Linked DNA regions of Mus musculus: region 2 is linked to region 1. Evidence: chromatin loops called from intact Hi-C (ENCODE). Cell type or tissue: left cerebral cortex. All regions are shown on one strand. Links, peaks and the distances in the headings refer to the core of each region. The heading gives the core; the rest is flanking DNA.

What was found. Hi-C counts contacts between places; a loop is a spot of excess contacts. Peaks named below come from ENCODE experiments on the same cell type or tissue, not always from the same donor. Only the 100,000 strongest peaks of a DNase experiment are listed, where the experiment ranks them.
Region 2: it touches region 1 in a loop (2.5-fold over the local background); 12 of 42 quality-filtered maps call a loop at or near these places.

Annotation. Positions count from the first base shown.
Region 1 is chr19:56,813,693-56,824,381 of GRCm38, forward strand. Ccdc186 (coiled-coil domain containing 186) reads right to left here and starts at 8,507. Exons shown (of 16, transcript NM_170757.2): 1 at 8,296-8,507. In left cerebral cortex, for the core only: CTCF peaks have their summits at 3,774 and 6,262 (motif pointing left); DNase peaks (open chromatin) are centred at 4,307, 4,636, 7,004 and 8,560; H3K4me3 peaks cover 2,248 bases; H3K27ac peaks cover 918 bases.
Region 2 is chr19:56,904,047-56,914,735 of GRCm38, forward strand. Vwa2 (von Willebrand factor A domain containing 2) reads left to right here. Exons shown (of 14, transcript NM_172840.2): 10 at 1,433-1,540; 11 at 2,344-2,916; 12 at 4,786-5,337; 13 at 5,644-5,769; 14 at 6,569-8,032. The coding sequence ends at 6,699. It overlaps Afap1l2 (actin filament associated protein 1-like 2), which reads right to left. Exons shown (of 19, transcript NM_001177797.1): 17 at 10,324-10,517; 18 at 10,079-10,207; 19 at 8,308-9,362. The coding sequence ends at 9,336. Among named protein-coding and RNA genes, the nearest start is that of Vwa2, 35 kb to the left of the region's middle. In left cerebral cortex, for the core only: a CTCF peak has its summit at 4,573 (motif pointing left); a DNase peak (open chromatin) is centred at 4,595.

The DNA of each region.
Region 1 (10,689 bases), core at 1,763-9,762:
AGAAATCAAATTTAAAAAATTAGACTAAGACACCATGACATGCCCATGAAGTGTCCCATTCATAATTCCTCTAATAAGGGCCTCCCCTAGAGACAGAAGAGAGATACCCAGAGTGGACACAACCAGTGGGGTCACCGTAGTGACCCCCTCTTTTCTGTCATGGGCCAGCTGGCCTCTCTAGTTAAGGGGCAGAGCATGTCATGGGAAGGTTAGGAAGGAGAATGGCCCCCTTCTGTGGGCACACACTACTTAAGCCCTTTAAGGAGATGGGCAAAAGGACAGCAGCTAAAGCATTAGGCAGCGGTCTCAGAGCAGGACACCAGCGAGTGATGACAAAGCTCACCAAGAAGGAAACCTAGAACCAGGACCTGCTTCAGTGCAGACCGAGCGGGGACTGACCTGTGTGTGCCAGGGGCAGCTTCCCCCTGACAGGGGCCTGGGGCGTTCCCCTGCTTGTTTCTAAGTAAGCATAAGCATTCTCTTCAGTGCAAATCTACCCTGTCTAGGTCAGTAAGAGCAACATTTCATTTGACTAGGTGAGAAGACGCTAGCTATTACATTATTTACAAAGGTTCCTCCTCTCTCTTCTTTATGGGAAATTAGTCAACTTCAAATTTTTCTCTGACATACAGAATACAAAATCTTCCACCAGAGGCTGGAGAGATGGTACAGCAGTTAAGAGTGCATACTGCTCTTACGAAGGACTCAAGTTCAGCTCCCAGCACCTGTGAAGGACTCAAGTTCAGCTCCCAGCACCTGTGGTGGGCAGTTCACAACTGCCTGTACTTTCAGTTCCAGAGGATCTGTCGCCCTCTTTTTGCCTCCTCTGGAACTGGTCTCATATGCACATCCCCTAACCCTGACACACATATACACATAATGAAAAATAAAATTTAATACAAAAAAAAAAAAATCCAGCCAGGCAGTAGTTCATGGTGTACACATTTGATGCCAATACTCAGGAGGCAGAAGCAGGTGGATCTCTAAGTTCAAGGCCAGCTTGACCTACAGAGCGAGTTCCAGGACAGTCAGAGCTGCACAGAGAAACGATGTCTTGAAAAACACAACAAAAAACCTAGTGGTCTCAATGAAAAAACTGCCTGTGACTTTGGCCATGCTTTAACAGTGCACAGACAGGCAGATGAGTTACCAGAGATGAGATTAAACTGCAATTCTAATAAGGAATTCTGCTCTGACGTATACACATGGGAAAAAAAAGAGTCCATTTTATAACAGGAAAGCACATGCTTACTTCAAGCTTTAAGAAAGGCGATGATCAGAGTACACTGAGACAAGAAGAGATGACTGGCTGCATAGACCCCTCAGCACTAAGCAGGAGGGGATTTTGCTAAGGGTGAATTATAATAAATCCTAAGACTTGTTGTACACCGTTTGATTTTACTGTATGAGTCCCAGCACCCAGTGACCCCTCAAATTCTTGCTGACCTAAAGCTTGCATAAAATAAGTAAGGCTAGTGCTTGAAGAACGTTATCCCAGGACTGCGGAAAAGAGTCAAGTGTAAGGAAGAAAAGGCCATCTTGTCTGTCAAGCATGCTGTTCCTGTGGACCACCTGTGGAGACAACGATTACTGCAGACTTTTAGAACCTAGGCTCCCAATCACTTAATCATGTATCACCTACCTCCTCCAAATGACACAAATGACCACCACCGTGCTGTATACGTTTCGCAAGCAAGCTGGTATTGATAGTAAAGACGTTAGACCAGACAAATAAATGCAGTGAACACTTGAAAATCTCAGTAATTTATTCCAAAATCTTGGAATAAAAAAAAAATGAATCTCAGGCAGGTACACTAGCCTCAGAGCAACTTACAAACTAGCTCACTCAAAGTGACTCTGTTTAAAGATATAACCTGTGATATGATATACAATATACAGCTCACTCAAAGTGAAGCTCTTTAAAGGTACCACATGTGGTATGATACACAGTAAATGTAAGATATACTACGCTACTGCTAAAGTTAAAATCTTACAAGTGTAAACCTGCAGTGGCTTTAAACACCATAACTGCTGCTGTTGTACCAACAGAGGCTGAACTCACAGCAGACGAGTACGCGCTGGCTGGCAGATAAGGAGTGCCTTCAGAAGAGAACAGACGACAAAGGCATTGTGACTCCCCAGCATTCCGTTAAGTAAAAAGACATTTGATCAACAACTTTAAGAGTTTTATTTGTGTGTCATGATTTGTCAACAAAAACCCACATCCTTTCATTCTGCTTCCTTGGTCTCCAGGGCTCATTCATTTCTTTCTCCCTTCATAGCAGTTACCCAGTGAGCTGACTGAAGCAGTAACTCATAGCTGATGCCTAGATGAGAGTTTCCAGTCCTGCACCCTGAGTTACAGACATGGAATTGTCTATCCCCTCTTCATGCTATATTAGTCTACCTGAAGAGGTGCTCCTATTGGAGCTTTCTCCAAAGTCTTAAACTCAAGCTGGCTAACCCTCAATCCTGCCGCTAGTACTTGTAACTGAGTACCCATGCACAGCATCATGTGCTTGGTCAACAAACATCTCCCTTTGCTCCCGCTGCTTTCGGAATCTATTAATCTATTAAGCAATTGTTCTCCTGCTTTTCTGATGCTATCCCCTCCCTTCAACCCAGCCTAGGCCTCGTCTCACACCTGGAACACTTAGTTTCTTGATCTCATTCAATTCTCTTTCGATAATCTCAAATCAAAGGGCAAAGTAGATAACAGAAGGGCAGATTATTTGTGACAGTCATGGGGGTGAGACAGGCTTGCTAAGGGAAGTGACAAATCAGCAGATTTAGAAGTGATGAAGTATGTAGTATCCTGGCTGTCATGAAGTGACCCCTCCACGGTAAGAGAGCAAGTGTGCAGGCTAGGAAGCTACACTACTGTCCCACACTTAGCTCCTCTTCAGTCATCAAACAGCCAGCTCAAGTCATGCACCCAGACCAGCCTCTCCCTTCTTTAAAGTTTCAGGTAATGAAATCCTGTCTCCACTCTACAGAGGCTAGCCAGAGAAAAGACACAAGCCTGTCTCCACTCTACAGAGGCTAGCCAGAGAAAAGGCACAAGCCTGTCTCCACTCTACAGAGGCTAGCCAGAGAAAAGACACAAGCCTGTCTCCACTCTACAGAGGCCAGCCAGAGAAAAGACACAAGCCTGTCTCTCTTGGGAGGAGGGTTAGGCAGACACTGATACATCAAGCAGTTAGGGGCTAAGAGTTTCAAGTTTTCTTCAGGGAGAATAGGATCCGCCCGCCCCCCCCCCTCCTTTTTTCCTATTTTCTTTTAATGAAATCACTACGATTCCTGAGTAAAGCAGTTATATAAGTTTCCAAACCTGATCTCTGCCCACATTCAGAAAGTGCTGCTGCTCTACTGCAATGTCTTGCTCCACCAAGTCACCCACTGCGCACACTGTCCATGGATTGCCCCGTTTTTCCTTTCAGTCTACCCAGAGACTGATTACGTTTGAGGACTTAATGCCCTATCTTTCTTCAAACCATCCCTACTACAAACACAAGAGCAACCTGTACAGTGGAACACACTGCCTACACTCATGGAGAAGATACGGCCTTTCTTGACCCTTCTGAAGAGACAGCCACCTTTTAAATGACTGCAAGAAAATTTACTCAGAATTGAAACTTCTGTAAGATCAAACAAGAACAGTAATAAACAGATAAACCTAGCAAATGCACTCTGCACAACATTTACTACCGTCTTTGCAAATACTCCTCAGTGCTTCACAAAGACAGAGGAACCCACTGGCTCTCTGAAATGATGTGGGGTGGACAGCATTTAGTGGGCAGGCTGTAGGGAGACTTCTAGTGTACAGACAGGGCAGAACAACAAACCTGTCTTACAGTCTACAGGAGCTTCATCTAGGTAACAAATCCAAACAAAACAAGCTATTTACCCAAGCTTAGAATTTGTTTTGTGTGTCTGATCAATTAAAGACTAAATCTAAAAGACAAGAAACTTACACAGTGTCTCTCAGTAAGTCATGACCTGTAAAAGGGTCATTATACAAACTGGCATCTGAGAACCATTACAACTGCACATTTGTTTGTTGATGTCCCAGTGAATACTGACAGGAGACCAGAGGAAAACATGTTACAGAGGACCTGTGCTTGCATATGTAGCAAGGCAACACCAAGGAGTATGTAAGAACTGTGCAAACAGAAACCAATCGACCTCATGAGAAGCTCATCTGTCCACCACTAACTAGGCGACAGGAACGTCAGCCGAGTTCCCTACAGGCATCCCCAGTTAGCGACGCTCATGTACAGCAATTTGGATACTGTCCAAGAATTTGGGTTTTTTTTAGAAGGAATGCTGTCGTGAAAATTATGGAAGATTAAACAGCCTACTACCAGTAAGCTACAAAAGGAGGAAACAGGAAACGTAGGGAAGAGCTGCAAGCCTGCCTCAAGTGCTGGTACAGACCAACCTCAGTCAGAGACACACACAGATACACACAGTAAGTGTGCTCACTGATTACGACATGCACTGCTATTCTGACTTTGTAATAACTGTTGCTTCTGAGGAAAAACACCTGTAATCACAAAATTCCTCCCAATCCCTCGCTGTCCCCATAGTCCTTCTGTCGCTGACACAGCAGTACAGGCCTGTGGCAGTGGGAACTGGGCGATCTGACTGCAGTGCAGCAGCTGCAGCCATCCAGCAAAAAGGCGCCATGCCAAGCACTATCCCAGAGCCTCTTGCATTCTTTAATGAACACACTCGGATTTCTAGAAAGTTATTCCACACAAAACTACATAACTGAAAACACTAACAGCTTTCAGTACTATTTCTGGTTTCCCATAATTAGTCTATAAGAACAAAACCGTAGGCTGGCTCACAAAACTATAAATAGAAACTGAATTCAATCTACAGATAATTGGTAACAAGTCATCAAATGAGCATCATGCAGAGGAACCAACTCAAAAATAAAGTCCCAAGTGTTCACCTGCCAAACATGCACAGGGCAGCTTTTCCATATGGACGCTGTTGTAGGCATTGGAACATGGTGCAAAATAAAACAGGCACCCTCAGGTGCAGGCCTCAGGTACAGTCTGACTAATACTGAGCCTGTTAAATCTTTGTTTTGCTGCTGTGAAATGCTGAGACCACAGATCAGAATCCTTCCCACTGTAGCAGTATAAAGCAAACCAACATTTCAGGATAAAGGCTTGGCTTTAAATCCAGTTGAATAATCTTAGTTCAAATATTTTTTATAATTTTTAGATTTTGCACCACTCCGCCGCCCCCCAATAATTCTAGCTGTAGACCCACCCTTCTCTAGTATGCATTGACATATGCAACCGAGGCTTGGGAGATCACTTATTTAAGTCAATAAAATGGTTTCCTGTCCTTTGTAAGAAAATATAAATACTTTAAGACAGTCTTTGCATATTTCCCAAGGGGTTTGAAAGTAGCATAACTAAAGTCACTTCCTTTCCTTTCCTATCAGCTCTAGCAAAATTCTGGCCCGTCATCTCAAGTCAAAAGTAAAAAATCAAAAAGCATCCAATCAGTATCTCCTCATAATCCCTAAATAGTAAATGCTGACACACTTTGCTAGATTAAGCTTTTAAACTAAAATAACAAAGCAGAGAAACAGAAGAGAAGCTGTGTAAGAAATACTAGTCAGTCACATTTCCCGGATGCAAAGAGCCGGGACTGGGGTTTCACAGAAGGCAAGCTTGCCTAGACCCAGTCTTACTTTAAGAGGAGAAAGCTAAGACTGTTGTTTCAAAGATCTCTAGAACTGGTTCTCCAAGAAGGAAGACTTCAGAGTCAGCATCAAGCCCAACTACAGTTTGAATGTACTAAGTTGCCTCAGCTCTCTAACGGTCACACAGACGGCACACAGCCCACAGCTGCTCCTGTCTTCTTGAGTTTCCCCTACTGTATCTTCAGTGAGACACTGGATAGCTGATATCTTGCAGCAGTAACACTCTCACCTCTGAAACAGGCAACCATGGTTTGGGTACTTTAGACTCTAAAATGGCTTTTAAAGTATTGAGGCATAACATTAATACAGAACTCTACCTTGAAGCGACTTGTACAGAATGTATCAACTGCAATAAAGTCTGAGAAAAACGTAAGTACTTTTATTTAACCGTTCTTTCAAAAAAATCTGAAAATGGGGCTGGAGAGATGGCTCAGCGGTTAAGAGCACTGACTGCTCTTGCAGAGATCCTGAGTTCAGTTCCCAGCAACCACATGGTGGCTCACAACCATCTATAATGGGATCTGATGCCCTCTTCTGGTGTGTCTGAAGACAGTGACAGTCTACTGATATATATATAAAATAAATCTTTAAAAAAAATATGAAAACCAAATATCAGAAAAATGAATTCAATTAAATAGAATTTCTACATTTACTAAAAGAGTTGTACTTATGCCTGAATTTGGTTAATTTGGTAAGATTTAAGTTTTATTAAAAACAACACCTATTTAGTACTTACTACATAAGCCTACAATGAATGACCAGCTCAAGCTTTAAGAAATACACTCATGACAGTTACCATTATCCTAGAGTTTGCTTCCACTACGCTCAAGACAGTTGGCAGTATCCTAGAGTTTGCTTCTGCTCTTGGTGTCTACTGCCCCTTTACCTAATAGTTTACTTCTTGGATGCAAACTCTCCATTAAGCAAGTTCAAATAAGTTTGAAATGGTGTAAGATTACAGGAGCATTTGTAGGTCTAAATTATCTATCCTGTTGCTGCTTTTAAAATAAATACTAAATAAAACTATTGTAAATGAAGTGATGTTTATGAGAAAAATCAAAACCTGACCTTAGTCATTTAAAGACAAAAAAAATAAAAGAAAAATTTTAGTTTTATTATTAAAAACAAACAAACAAACAAAGCAGAATTTGAAGTTGAATATTCTTTCTTTACAGTGAGTTGAATGACTTTTGTAAACCAGGGTAGATGCTGTCAAACGGAAAGACAGTTTTCTCAGTGAGGCTGCCTGGGCTCCCAACCATCACAGCTTCCTCAGAGAGCTGGGCTGAGTGTTCTGTTCATCACAGTCACTTTCAGGACTGAACACACTAAGGAATCAGCAGCAGCCATGCTGCCGCACTGCACAGCATCAAAGAATAAGTCTTTGGTTCCTGTGTGAAGGAACTAAAGGTTTATGAGTGCCCCTTCTTCTACCACTCAGGATTTCAGTCTGGAAAAAAAAAAAAAAATCAGACTGGGAAATGTCACCCTTACTCCATGGAACCTGTTCTCAATCAAACACCTTAAGTTTCTATTGTTTTAAATTAGAAAAGGCCTTCAAAAAAACTAAACACAGTCCCTGTGTCTTCTGGTAGCCTTCCAAAGTCATACTTACCTATTACCCTGTACAAAGGAGAAGGAAGGCCTTGGTGCAACAGTACAAGATTATGGCCTGCCCAAAATCTGCACATGGGAACATGGGAAGACCAAAAAGGAACCATAAAAGAAGTAGGCCAATCATTACTGTTGTTTCATTTGTGTAACCATTAATTAACGAAGAGCTAAAAAGTAGCTGCACACGGTGGACTTGATACACAAGACGCATCCGTTTCAGTATCACTTGTCTCTGGGTCCTTAATCTCCTTCACAATTAAGTGCACAAAGGCCACATCCACGCTAATAAACCTAACACTTAACAGACCGATTTTCCTTGGGATGGCTGGCTACACGTGCACTTTGAAACACTGTCATAACTGATTTGTTTCATCTTTTCCTCAGACAAGCACCCTGTGTACCACTTCAGAAGAAAGGAAAAGGCTGGGACATCAAAGGACCGTGCGTGACACTGGGTCTGAGACATCTTTTCTGGTTCGCTGTCATATTTTTTTACTGTAGTCTTTTCTGACTCTAACCCAGGTGTTCTGCGTACAAACCCGAGTCTCCTCTCTAAATAACAATCAAGATGTGAATATTGTAACAAGTTACGAATTGTTGGCAGCTGAGCCATCATTCTCCCCGCGCGCTGTTTCCCTGGGATTGCTACTTTGAGGATAGGTAGAAGGGGAGAGAGAAATCTGAAATGGTTTCCCTACCAAGGTGAAAATATATGAAAATACATCGGGATCTTTGGAAAAGCCGAACGCTGCGGACCGCGTCCCCGGAGATACCGCGCTGGTGCGGCGGGGGAGCGGCCGCGCCTCCGGGCACAGCCCCCCGAGGGCCCCGCCAGCCCCGTCACGTCCACGCGCGGAGTTGCGTACAGCCCGGGGCTACCACCCCGTCACGTCCACGCGCGCAGACCAGCGCTCCCCGAGCGCGCCCGTCCCGGACGCCCCTCGGCCACTCACCGTCCGTCGTCCAGCCCCGGGCCGCACCCTAGCGAGGCCGATGGAGCTCCGGCTCCAGGGCCGACGAACCCATGGCGGCGTGTAGCCGACGCGGAGTGGGTGAGGAAGTCACGCGCGGAGACCACTGCAGATCCCGGGCTCTCAGCGGAGGTTTTCCCCCAAAACCCCTGCGGAGCTGACACATCAACAAAGATGGCGGCGACGCCTAAGCCGGCGCGGCTACAGCTGAGGGGGCGGGGCTCCCTGAACGAGCCAATCAGCGCGGCGCGGACCGCGTGACGTTAAGCACCTGGAGGCGGGCGTGGTTTTCGAGGCGCCGCCTCCAGTCCTCGCGGTTTCTAGAGGCCCCGCCCAGCATCTCCGTGCCACCTCCACTTAAGCCCAAGGAGGCTGTAGCAGGCTGTTGTTGTCCGGTTGGGCCACTCTTTCCCTTTCCCGTCCCAAGCCGGTGCTTTCTATCGGAAGGAAGTTGCCATCTTTTTTTCTTCACCCTTTGGCCGGTCATCTAATGAGTCAGTGGCATAAAGTAATAAAAGAGAACTAGAGATTGTGGCTTCCCGGTTCTGATGGTGCAAACTTTGCGCTGCCTGTGGGTGAGCCAAGTCCGCAGGAGCAGCTGACTTGGGCATGCGAGCTTCATCTCTGGGAGAGAGCTCTGCAGGGTTTCCATAATAATAATTGACCTGGGATCTCCAAGTGGCACCGAGTGCCATTGTTTACTAGTAAGCTTGTTAGTGTGCTCCACGCAGAGGACCTAAGCCTGCCTGGGCTGCGTAACCCATCCGGTTGCATGGTTGCACGCAGGTTGTATATTATAGTGACTAAGCCCAGTTGGAGGAGGTAGGGAAGGTGAGCAGTTTTAGTCTGGAGGTTTTGCAAACCACCTCTGTCCGGAGAAAAGATGTGTTAAAGTTCTGGGCCGTGTAGACAGTTGTAAGTGAAAATAGTTAAGACTCGTCTTCAGTGGCAAGTTTGTAAATCCAAGCATATTACTGTTAAATTACTTTCATAATTGCTGAGGAGGAAAATCTTCAATGTGGTATATTACTAACCCTCTGTCTTTTTTTAATCAGAAAATGACAACTCCCTCCTCAAATTATGGTAATGTATTACAGTACGTTTTACAATTAAGGTGCGGTGGTGACTTGAATAGACTCATGTATTTGAATGCTTGGCCCATAGGAAGTGGCACTATTAGGAGGTGTAGCCTTGTTGGACAGGGTATGTCATTGTGGAGGAAGGCTTTGAGCTCTCATATAAATGCTTGAGCTACACCCAGTGTGAGACATATTCGGTCTCCTCCTTGCTGCCTTCCAATCAAGAGGTAGAGCTCTCTGCTCTTTGTCTCTAACCCTAACCCTCAACCCCCTGCACACTGCTGTGCGTCCCAGCGTGATAATAATGGACTAAACCTCTGAACCTGTAAAACCAGCCTTGATTAAATGTTGTCTTTTATAAGAGTTGCCTTGGTGTGAAGAGTGTCAATTCACAGAAATGAGACCCTAACTATGGGTTGAGCCGGGAGTAGTGGCTTACAATGGTTATCCAGGCATTTGGGAGGTGCAAGTAGGAACCACTTAGGGTTTAGCCTGCAGGAGACCCTTTTCCTAAATGCATACGTATATACATACATGCATGCATTCATACAGACATACATAGGTTTTCTTACTTTGAAAAGAATGGCTGGACTTTAAACATTCCTAGTAAGGTATGTTATCCCAAAAGGAGGGAAGACACACTGAGTTGTTTATCTGTTCATATTGTTAGAAGTAACATTAGCATTATTTCTGAAATGTACTTCAGAACTTATAACTGGTAAGAAAATGTATTAAGCATGTCTGGGAAACTAATTTTTTAAATCATAAGAGAGAAGAAATACAGGTGTAAAACCAAAGAGATGAGATGGAAACGCTGCAATCTGAAGTGGAAACGCTAAGGGTTCTTTGGAACGTGCTGGATGGTGTTCTGCTGGGGCAAACACATGAAGGAGTGTTCCGTTAAAGTGGACACAGGCATGAAAGGCTAAGTGAAGGAATGTTTCCCTGAAGCAGACACAGGAGAGGATGCTAAAGCAAAGGCTGGGGCCTGGCTGTCTCTGCTAGGTCGTGCCACCGCTGCTGATTTCCTGCTTGCTATCCTGACTCCACTGAACTGAACTGCTGGTGTGTCTGTGAAGTGTTTGCACGTGGATCGAGCTGCTGCTGTCTTTGAACTGTGAAGTGAACTGATGATTTCCTGACAACACAGATGGGAGTTGCTCCAAAGAACCTTTCTAAACAGGTCCACTCTCCCCCCACAACCCCCATATCCTTTCTTTTCCACTAACTCTGGTGGGTGGTGGGCTCCAAGGGAGGCTAAAGTGTTTAAGAGCCATCATTAAAAATCGGTTTTGAA
Region 2 (10,689 bases), core at 1,005-9,004, 90 kb after region 1:
TCTTTTTCTGGGTTTGCCACCTCCCCCAGTGAGGGAAGGAGCATTTCCAGGCAGGGAGCAAGGGATGCAAGCCTGGGACAGGCAAGCCCCTGGACACATCCTTTCCAAGTACTGAAGCCCCCATTACTGGTCCCTGATATGAAGGAGAAACTAATTCAGAGGCCATGGCTGTTCAGAAAATGAGGACCCTGAGACCTGAGCTTGAGTCCCTGCTCTGCCCTGACCAGTCACCTGGCCTGTCACCTGACCTCAGTGAGACTTCCTGCTTCCTGTCTCCGTTCTTAGGGTGGCTACGAGGGAGGATAGAATGGAACCTTGCTTTGTGGTTAACACAGCCCTCATCCCCATGGCTGATACTTAGTCAAAGGCCTCTGTAGATCCTGTGGCTATAGTTCCTGAGCCCCCCCCCCCCCGAGAATTCCCCATGATGCTCAAGCTGCTAGTATCAGCTGATCAGACTATCTTTAATCACAGTAATGTGGCTAGTAAATGGTAATATGCTGGTGTTTTGAAGAAAAAATGCTTGCCGGTCCTAATGGTGACACTCTGAGCTAGCTATTCTGTAAGCTTGCACAAGTGCAAAAAGATACTTTGTGTTCTTTGTGACTTTGGGAGGAAGACCATGGGGAGGGTGTTAAACTTCATTTTAATAAATGATAAGGAGCAGGGAACTCGAGCAGTTCGTGGCTACAGGGTACCATCGGCCAGACACTTCAGAAGGGCCTTGCTTTGGCGTTTGCTGGCTTTCCTGTGTTTCACACCAGCCTTGAGGAGGCATCACCCACACTATGCAGTGCACATTCAAAAGCAAATGTCTTAGCCTCTCTCCAGAGCGTTTGCTTCATACCAGGTGGTCCCACAGATTCCTTTGTGTCCGCTGATTGTGGGAGAAGTGTGAGGAGGACAGAGCTTGGGAAAATGAATTAAGATGGCCACAGAGGCAGAGGTGGCTACGTTCATCACTGGGCTGCCTGACTGCCCGGCGTAAAAGCTCATGGCTCTCTGTGCCATGAGGCAGGAGCCTTAGGCAACCCCAGGTCGATTTTGAACAAAGAGAGGGGCCCTTCGGCCCACAGCCATGCCCTCGCCTTGTTGCTATGGAGGTCATCATCCTTAGAAAACTCAGGTAAAACACAAGTCAGTCGTTATGGCAACCCTGGGCCCCTCTGGGCCTTCTCAGAAGCCTTGGATAATGATGGCCAGCATCCTGATACCACAGAGGGAGCACAGCAACATGGACCCATTGGACCCAATTGGCACGGGCCCTACCAAGGTCTTCCAGCTGCACGGAGTCCCTCCTCTGAGTATTCGCTGTGAGAGCTTTGCTGCTTTCCCTACCAGATGGTGTGAGCACAACACCGGAGCAACCTTCAGTCTGTACTCTGCCCTCTCTGCCTGTCATCTTGGCTTTTAACGGGTATCTCTCTGGTAGGCCCCTGTGACTCCCAGCCCTGCCAAAATGGAGGCACGTGCATTCCAGAAGGTGTGGATAGGTACCACTGTCTCTGCCCACTGGCATTCGGAGGGGAAGTCAACTGTGGTATGTATACTTGGGATTCCCCAGACTGACTCACTGGGAGCAGGCGAGGCCTGGGTTCATGCTTCCTGTTGTCCCCTGCTCCCTGCTGAGTAGAAAGCAATGGATAGAATATCAACCCACCTTCTTTCCCCATAGCCCACTGATCTGTCATTTGGTGCGGCCTCAGACACTCTGTTAATCCAAATAGTGGCACCCGGCAGAGCTGTCACATAGCTGCTGCCTAATGTCTGAGCATATCTATGGCTTGTTTCACCCCTTCTGAGGAAAAGGAGCAAGAAGGCCTAACTTCTTTTGATTTTAAATCCATGCAGTGAAGATTCTATAAGCCTCGGCTTATGGGGAGCTGTGGTTATGTAAAGTACTTAGCACAGCGCCCAGCACACTCGGTAAGTGACTTACACATGTGTGCGGTGCCTTCATTGGAAATCCATATAGGAAAAGTAAATCGTATATACGTCAAACCTAGGGATGCTTCTAAAAGAAATATAGGAGCGTGTCTCTGTGATCTTAAAAGCTGGCAAAGACATCTCGGACCTCAAGGACAGTGGGAAATAAAGTTGGAGGCTAAACTCATTCTGCTTTATACAAAGCACTTGGACTGTGTCCCTCAGCAAGGTGGCAGGAAGCATTCTACATCCGAGTCTCTGGCAAGCACTGGATACTTAGGGGCTTGAGTCCCTCTGCTCCAGCATCTTTCTGGGAGGTTTCTTGTGCTTGAAGTGGCTTAAAGATATCTAGAGTGGGGTTGGTCTGCACACTGCAGCGGCCCCAGGTGACAGTGCGTATCACTGTGATTCCAACAGCCCCGAAGCTGAGCCTGGAATGCAGAATCGATGTCCTCTTCCTGCTGGACAGTTCTGCAGGCACCACATTGGGGGGCTTCCGGAGGGCCAAGGCCTTTGTCAAGCGCTTTGTGCAGGCCGTGCTGAGGGAGGACTCCCGAGCCCGCGTTGGGATAGCCAGTTATGGCAGGAATCTAATGGTGGCGGTGCCCGTCGGGGAGTACCAGCATGTGCCGGACCTGATCAGGAGCCTTGACAGCATTCCCTTCAGCGGTGGCCCGACCCTAACCGGGAGTGCCTTGCTCCAGGTGGCAGAGCACGGCTTTGGGAGTGCCAGCAGGACTGGTCAGGACAGGCCACGCAGAGTAGTAGTTCTGCTCACTGAATCACGCTCCCAGGATGAGGTGTCTGGGCCAGCAGCTCACGCAAGGGCTCGGGAGCTACTCCTCCTGGGCGTGGGCAGTGAGATCCTGCAGGCGGAGCTGGTGAAGATCACCGGTAGCCCGAAGCATGTGATGGTCCACACAGACCCTCAGGACCTGTTCAGCCAAATCCCAGAGCTGCAGAGGAGGCTATGCAGCCAGCCACGGCCAGGTAAAACTCTGCAGCCTAACCTAGGGCTGGCTTGTCAGTAGACAGGTCCGTCTGTCTGTCTTCTTGGCACCACCAGCCATTCTTTCCTTCAGTGCCTGTGCTGGGAACTAGGATCGGGGCCTGAGTGTAGAACTCTGTGGGGACTTCTTGTGAGGACCAGATAAGACAAGCCTAAGCAAGTACACTCAGCATGTCTAAGCGTGCACCTGATTATAGGTACTGTTACTAATCACACTTGATCATTGTTATTAGTCTTAAGGAGTTCTGAGTCAGAGACGTGTATTCTTAGAACACACACATGTACACATGCACACACACACTTGTTGCTGCACACTCGAACACAACCAAAGCGAACATGCTGTGATACCTTCTCTACTTCTCTGCTCATTCTGTTTCCTTTCCTATGAGGCTGAGCTTGTGAGCAGCACTCAGTGGGGAAATGGTAGCCCTGGGACTAAGCAGGGCCATGCAGCGGCTGGGCTAGTACCCGAGATGTCAGAGCTGGAACACATCGGTAAGAGGGCACTTCAGTGCTTCCCTGGGGAGCTAAGTGGAAGAGCCTCATGTGGGACTTAGCATCCCCAAACCGCGTTACTGGCGATGGTCCCCAGAGGTGAGAGTCCCCCTTCTGTAAAATGGTGATGAGGCTTGTCATGCCCCTTGTATCCTGTCCTCTAGGCCAGTCTCCTATGGCAGATATATATATATAACGGACTTGCCAATTGCAGAGAGTTCCATTATGTATCCATCCATTAGGATAGGTCATTGTTGCATTTAACAAACCAAAATCGATACATTGTTACTTAGTACAGTCTACCTTTGCTCAGATTTCCTTAGCTTTTACTTGATGTCTTCCTGTTCCCAACGCCAGAAATTGCCCTCACAGGGGAGTTAGCAGGCCTGTCTCCCCAGGGGGTTGTGGCAGGTTCTCTATTTTCCTTGTGTCCAGTGTGGTTTTTAAAAGCTAACATTATCAGACCACCAGACCCTTTGACTCCGTATTTAAACCATCCCAGTGGCTCTCCATGTGGCTGAAAGAAACCCGAGCCCCTTCCACCAGCTTCTGAGTACTTCCTGTCTGGCTGCTGCTCTCGCACACACTGGAAGACTGAGGAAGCTGCCTCCCTGCTAAGAAGCATCCTGCCTGCCAGTTAGCTTCACCTCTCTCCTCCCCAGGGTTCCCTGAGCACCTTCCTAGTCACATCTTGTCTTGCTGTCCCTTTAGCCCCTTCTTTCCCATGGTGTTGCTGGCTCTATTCCACATTTGTGTTCATTTCCTACCCATATGTCCTAAATCACCACTCCATAGATGGCAGGTATCAGCCTATTTGATATAATAGCAGAGCCCTGTGCACAGTGGGCAGGCACTGCGTGATGTAAGGAGGCAGGCGAAAGTACAGCCGCACCTGCTGCTGTTAGGGCCTTCAAAATCCCATATGCTGGGTCCTTCTTTCAAAGATCAAAGGTGAGTGACCTGGCTTCGCATGGCTTCAGAGCTGCGGCCCAAGGTCACCATTTCTAAGCCAGCAAGGATTTAAAAAAAAGATGAGGGAGGGAGGCTGAGGTCAAGCAGCTCCCACTGACACGTTAGAATTTATAGTTTCAAGCTTAGAAACTACATTCCCTTCGATTGGGACTACAGCACGGCCACCCCCTAGTGGCCATTCTCAGCAGGAAGCTGGGAATGTCATCAGGGCAGCCACTTGTATTCATGTCTATATTCTAAGGAAGGATGAAGTGTGATTGTAAGGAGGGTGGATGCTACATGGGCAGTCAGCACACTGGCTGGCCTGGACTCTGTCCAGCCCAGAACAGCCCTGCTGTACCAGCCAGATCTAGACAAGGGACCTATTTTGCTTGCTCCTCCAGGCTGCCAGGCACAGTCACTGGACCTGGTCTTCCTGTTGGATGCCTCTGCCTCTGTGGGACGTGAGAACTTTGCCCAAATGCAGAGCTTCATCAGGAAATGCACCCTCCGGTTTGATGTGAATCCTGATGTGACACAGGTTGGCCTGGTGGTATATGGCAGCCGGGTGCAGACTGCCTTCGGGCTAGACACCCATCCCACCCGGGCTGCCGTGTTGCGGGCCATGAGCCAGGCTCCCTACCTAGGGGGTGTGGGTTCTGCTGGTACAGCCTTGCTGCACATTGAGGACAAGGTGATGACGGTCCAGAGGGGTGCCCGCCCCGGTGTCCCCAAGGCCGTGGTGATGCTCACAGGCGGGAGTGGGGCAGAAGATGCAGCTGTCCCTGCCCAGAAGCTGAGAGGCAATGGCATCTCAGTCTTGGTTATGAGCGTGGGAGCCGTCCTCAGGGAGGCAGTACGGAGGCTTGCCGGTCCACGCGACTCCCTGATCCATGTGGCAGCTTACACAGACCTTCCGTACCATCAGGACATGCTCATCGAGTGGCTATGTAGAGGTGAGTGGGGATAAGAACACATCTGTTAGGGCCCTCTTGAGACAGGACCTTTGCCTGACCTTCACACATGTTACTATAAGGAGGACAGCTCCCTAGTCCCCACTTGGCTGTGTGTGAGCTTATGAGCTAAACCCTACAACTCCACAAACTTCTCCAGTGTTACCGACCATGTGCTAAGCTGTTGCTGCAGGTCCATGGGTGACACTGAGAGGTTAACCCAGCCCCACAGACTGTAAGATTGAGCTGAGCTTGCTTAGAACAGGGGTTTTGGGTCTGACCCAGACCTGGGCACATTCTCCTTTGTAGAAGCCAGGCTGCCAGTCAACCTCTGCAAGCCGAGCCCATGCATGAATGAAGGCACCTGTGTCCTGAAGAACGGCAGTTACCGATGCGAGTGCCGGGGTGGCTGGGAAGGCCCCCACTGTGAGAACCGTGAGTGGATCCCTACTGTTCAAGCACAGATGGGGGTGGTCTCCTTAGTCCTGCTGAGTTCTACAGACTCAGCAGGAGGCAGGTTGGGTTATTTAATCATTTATTCACTCCCCTATGAAACACTTGGAAGGGTCTTACATATCTCAGACCGTTTTTGTTTGTTTTGTTTTGTTTAGAGTAGGAGATACAGGCTGATGGATAAGAGAGATAATCTGCCCTTATGAAGCTTCCATTTTAGGGAGGAGACAGAGTGAGCAGTGTAACAGTATAGAGCATTAGAATGTCACTATTGCAATACCATTACTATTGGGACTATTAGAATGTTACATTGGGAGTTCCGTGCATTGCAAATAGCCATGACAGCGGGGAGGTGGGCCTTGGTTAGCAACATAACACTGCACCAGTAACAGTGTCACAGGATGTGAGGCCAGAGATGTGTAGATGGGTAGACACATTATGGCAGCTAGTGGCCATTCTTTCTTGAATATCTGTAGTGACTGAGCGGAACAGCCTGCTGGAGGGGGGTGAGATAATAGGGCTTTGGGAAGAAAGTTGCTTTAAGGAGACACAAGTAACAGACTGGGGCCTCCTTAGATCAGGCAGAAATCAAGACAAGAAGACATGGCTTTTCAGCCCTTGGTACACACTGGCTTCCAGTGGCCAAGGAGGAGGTGGGGGCAGGTGGGTGGGAAACTGATCTGATACCTTTCACTTGGGGATGGACTTGTAAAAAGGACACAAAGTAGCTACCTGCTGAGGCGAAGACTCAGACACCCTCAGAATTCACTTTCCTTCCTAGGCATCTTGAGAGGAGATGCCCCCATGGCACGTAGCTTCCACCAAGAGCCTGCAGGACTACAAGGGCCAACCCCCTCGCAGCAAGCTCCCAAGCATCTTAGAATCGGAAAGGCCCTGTCCTCCGCCAAGTAAATCTCCCGGGGGCCCTGGAGCATCAGCTTCCAGCTCTGCCACAGGGGACACTGCTTGGGACAGTAGCAGCTGTCGCTATGGTGATGTTGGGAACGACTACTGCGTCAGCATTTATCCCCTGAATCCGTTTGTACCTTGCTGAGGTAAGCTGCCTGTCATTTTTCCTGAGGATAAGAGGCAGGCCAGAGAGATCTGACGACCTGCTTGAGGGTCATCACAGATGCTAGACAGATGTTCCTGAGGTGGTAGCGCTTTGAAGAAGACTCTGTCAGAGCTCACCGCCTGGTGATTGGTGCAAAAAGTGGGTTTCTCCCTGTTCCAAAAGACAGCTCCTGTGGATTTCATTTGCAAAGGGATTATGTGTCATTTGTGACGTTTTCTGGTGACCAGATCTGTGTGTGGGAGAGACCTGGGAAGGTCTCAGACAGCCATTTGACCAATTACTCAGTTTGCACGTAGGGGAGGGACATGTGTGAACAGCCGTGTACGATTGGTCTGGGCGCTGAGCAACGGCCTCCAGAGGGGCTTCCTTTCAGAGATTACTCAGGAGAGAGTGGCAGTGAGTGCTGCCCTCCTCTTAGTGGTGGCAATGATGGGCAGACTTCTCAAACTCAGCAAGGGAGGGATGAGGGGTTGCCCAGGAGGTTTGCTTTCAAAGCTTACTGTGCTGCTCTGTTTTAATGTGCATCTCACGCCCACTCGGTAATGTCTCAAGACAGATTGGTTGGTTGTTCGTCCATCAGGACTGTATCCGCTGGCAACGAGGCTTCTTTGGAATATCTTTGGGAAACTAGGTACTTAACTGCAGCGCTAACACATCAGTCTCCCCCCACACCCCTTCCCCACCCTGCCCCTTTCTTGTGCTGTTTGAAGCTGGGTTTTCAGAAGAAGCCATGTGTAGCGCTCTGGGAGATGAGAAGCATTGGTAAGGGTGTGTATCTTTGTGCAGCCAATGCTGTAAACTCTGTTTGTGTTCTGTGTGCCAGGCTGGCTGGCTGAGGTGCTACTCCACGTCTGCAGGATGCTCTCCCCGTCTCTGACCCACATTTTCTTCCTTCACATTTATACACTGGGGATGTAAACTTTACGTATTGTTATATTTCAATCATCGAACCAATATGTAGACATTGTCACAGCAGAATAGTGCTGATGTCTTCGTGGAACACCAGGACTTCCCAAACACCCGTGCAGCTGTAGTCACAGTACCTTCCTGTAAACTCCTGTCCTGGTCTGTTATATTCTACTTTACTCTGGGTTGTCAGTACCATGTTCAAGGAGTCAGAATTTGGTCTTGATGGTTTTTAAACATAAAATAAAACATTTATGTCCTTAATCGTTTGCCTAGGCAGGCTTCTACAAATTGGTATGGTTCTTTTCTCCTAAGAACTGCTAAGGAGCCTGTTTGACCTCCCGAGGTCTGGCTTTCAATTGCCTGTGTGTGGAACCTTGTTAGTTACACAATCAATGCTCTCTTTCAGGTTACTGGGTTAAGGAGCCTGAAAGTCTCTTACTAGGCTTCCCTATGTGGCTCTGCCAGTTTTTATAGTATATATCAGTGTGTAAAAAAATCAAGACCTTTGCCCCATGCCATGAAATACAAGGGAAACCCAAAATACAATGAACATTTTATTTAAAAAAAAAATTCTAACTCACCACTTGATAAAGGTCACCAAGTGTTTATGATACAGGAAATAAATGCCCTGGGATTAGAAAGACAATAATATATGCGTAAAAACATTTAGCCTTCAGAAACCAGTGTTAGGTAACTAGTTCCAAATGCTCAGAAATGGGGCAGGTAACAGATGAAATGTATCAACTTGTGCTAGTGCTGTCCCAGAGAGACAGCACATAAAGACAGCACTGGCTGCCAGTCTGACAGACTAGACAGGCTAATTCACGGCTGTTTTCCTTGCAAGGGGACCAGAAATTTAAAACATCTTTACAATGGTAATGAAGAGGTAATTGACCAACTCTTAAAAGTGGCCTGGCCACAGGACAGTCTGTAAACACAGGAATTTTCCCCCTATATAATACAGCATTGTTTAAAGTTTTCCTGGACTGGGGGGAAGTCCTTAGTGACCCCAAGGGGGTCAGTGCCTTGGCTTGGTTCCCAATATGTCCCTCTTCTACTGATTACAGGGTTCTAATGTTCTTTAAGACCATCAGAGACCACATGGAGCCCACCCAATTTGGGCAAACATGAAGACAATGCATGATTTAAACCTCAACATTGCCAAATACAGGATGAAAGATAAGGGGGTCAGGAATTTAGATTTTTCTCATAACCAGAAGCAATGTGGTCATTTTTTCACACCTGAAAAATCTTGGTAAAACAGTTGAGTGATGGATGAAATCTTTAAAAAGAAAAGGGAAGGTACATTGTCTCATTGACAGCCAGTAGATTTCGACTCCAAAGATGCCACCACGATGCTGCTGCTGGGATCCCTTTGGCTTGAGGAGGAGACAGGGCCTTCTCTTAACCGAAGCTCCGTTTGCAGCGAGCGCCTCATCCCTTGCTTTGTCTTGTAAACAGACTCACCTTTCCTCAGAGTTGCTGTTTTATTGAAGACTTGTCCAGAGCAGGATTGTCACCAAGGTCCACAGTCACATAAGAGTCTTTAGGCAATTCTTGTCTCCTAACTGGCTCCTTTCTTCTCCCATTCCTACAGTACAGACACAAAGCACCCCACCCCACCCCCAAAAGAAAGTTATCCACTGTATCTACCGCCATGTATGTAGAAAAGGGTAAGAAAAATTAACGTCGCTCCAAAGCAGTTACCAACAGAGCTAGCCTCATCCCTAGGAGGAGCACAGCCGAATGCTGTGATTGATTAGTGATGTCTGCAGGGGTGAGGCAGTAGAGGCGTATGCAATTAAATGGATTTAATAGTTCATCATTGGTGAGGGTGGGGGTGTCTGACTTTTTCAGCATCTGCACAGGACAGGAACAAAGAGCAGAGCTTGTCAAAGCCAACACGTCACTCCACTCGAGTTTCTTACTGTACTGAGTTACAGATTAAAGAGCCTTCTCCTTTTGCCCTCGGGGAGAAACTATGTCATGGGGTTAGGTCCTGTTTCTACTTTATTGAGCCTTTTGTCACTGGCTTCTCTGGTTTTGATGTTAGAAACCTTTTGGGTTGGAAACATTTCAGTCACAGCCTGTCCCTGGAATCTACTCCTGAGTGGTGGGGAGGTCGTGGGTGGGGGTGCCCTCAGGCTCACTGGGAAGAACACTTGGTAAATATAAGCACTTTCCTGGTTAATCAGTGGTAAAGCCCGGGCCGGGCCACAAGTGGCATTCTGCTGAGAGCATATCTCTCACTCAGAGCTAGTGCAAAAGCCACAAGGCTTCATCTGCAGCTGAAGAGAGGCCACTCACCTTGGCTTTCTGCAGGACAGTGCCTTTGCCTGTGACCATGACGGAAAGAGGCCTGTTCTTGAGCACAGATGCAGAGTTGACTGGCGTGGAGTCTGGTGGGGGGTTGGGGGTGGCAGCTTTGGGCTGTGGCTGAGAAGGAGAACAAGGACTGGGTCAAATTACTATGTATATAAAACCCACCTCTACCACCCTGTGCCAGGAGGCCCCGTGTAGAGCTCACAGGCCCTCCAGAGCCCAGCACTCACACGAGGGCTCATGTTGTCCAGGTGCGTGGTATCCACAGTGGTGCCCAGGGTCACGGGCCCAGCCTCTGCCTTCTTCAGGTTGTCCTTCACCTCCATGATGCTGAGCTCAAGGTCCACACGCCTGCTCTCCTCCATCCGGCATTCCTCGTCTATTTTCTTCAGTGTCTGCTCCAGCTTGGCCAGGACCCCCTTATCTGTAGAGAGGATAGAGAACCATGCTGGGTAGAGGAAGGTTTCTCTGGGGTTCAAGAAACAAATTATGACGTGGTAGTCTGAGTGAGAATGACGTCCATGGGCTCCTATGTTTGAATGCTTGGTCTCCAGAAGGTGGAACTGTTTGGGAAGGATTAGGAGGTGTGGCCCCGC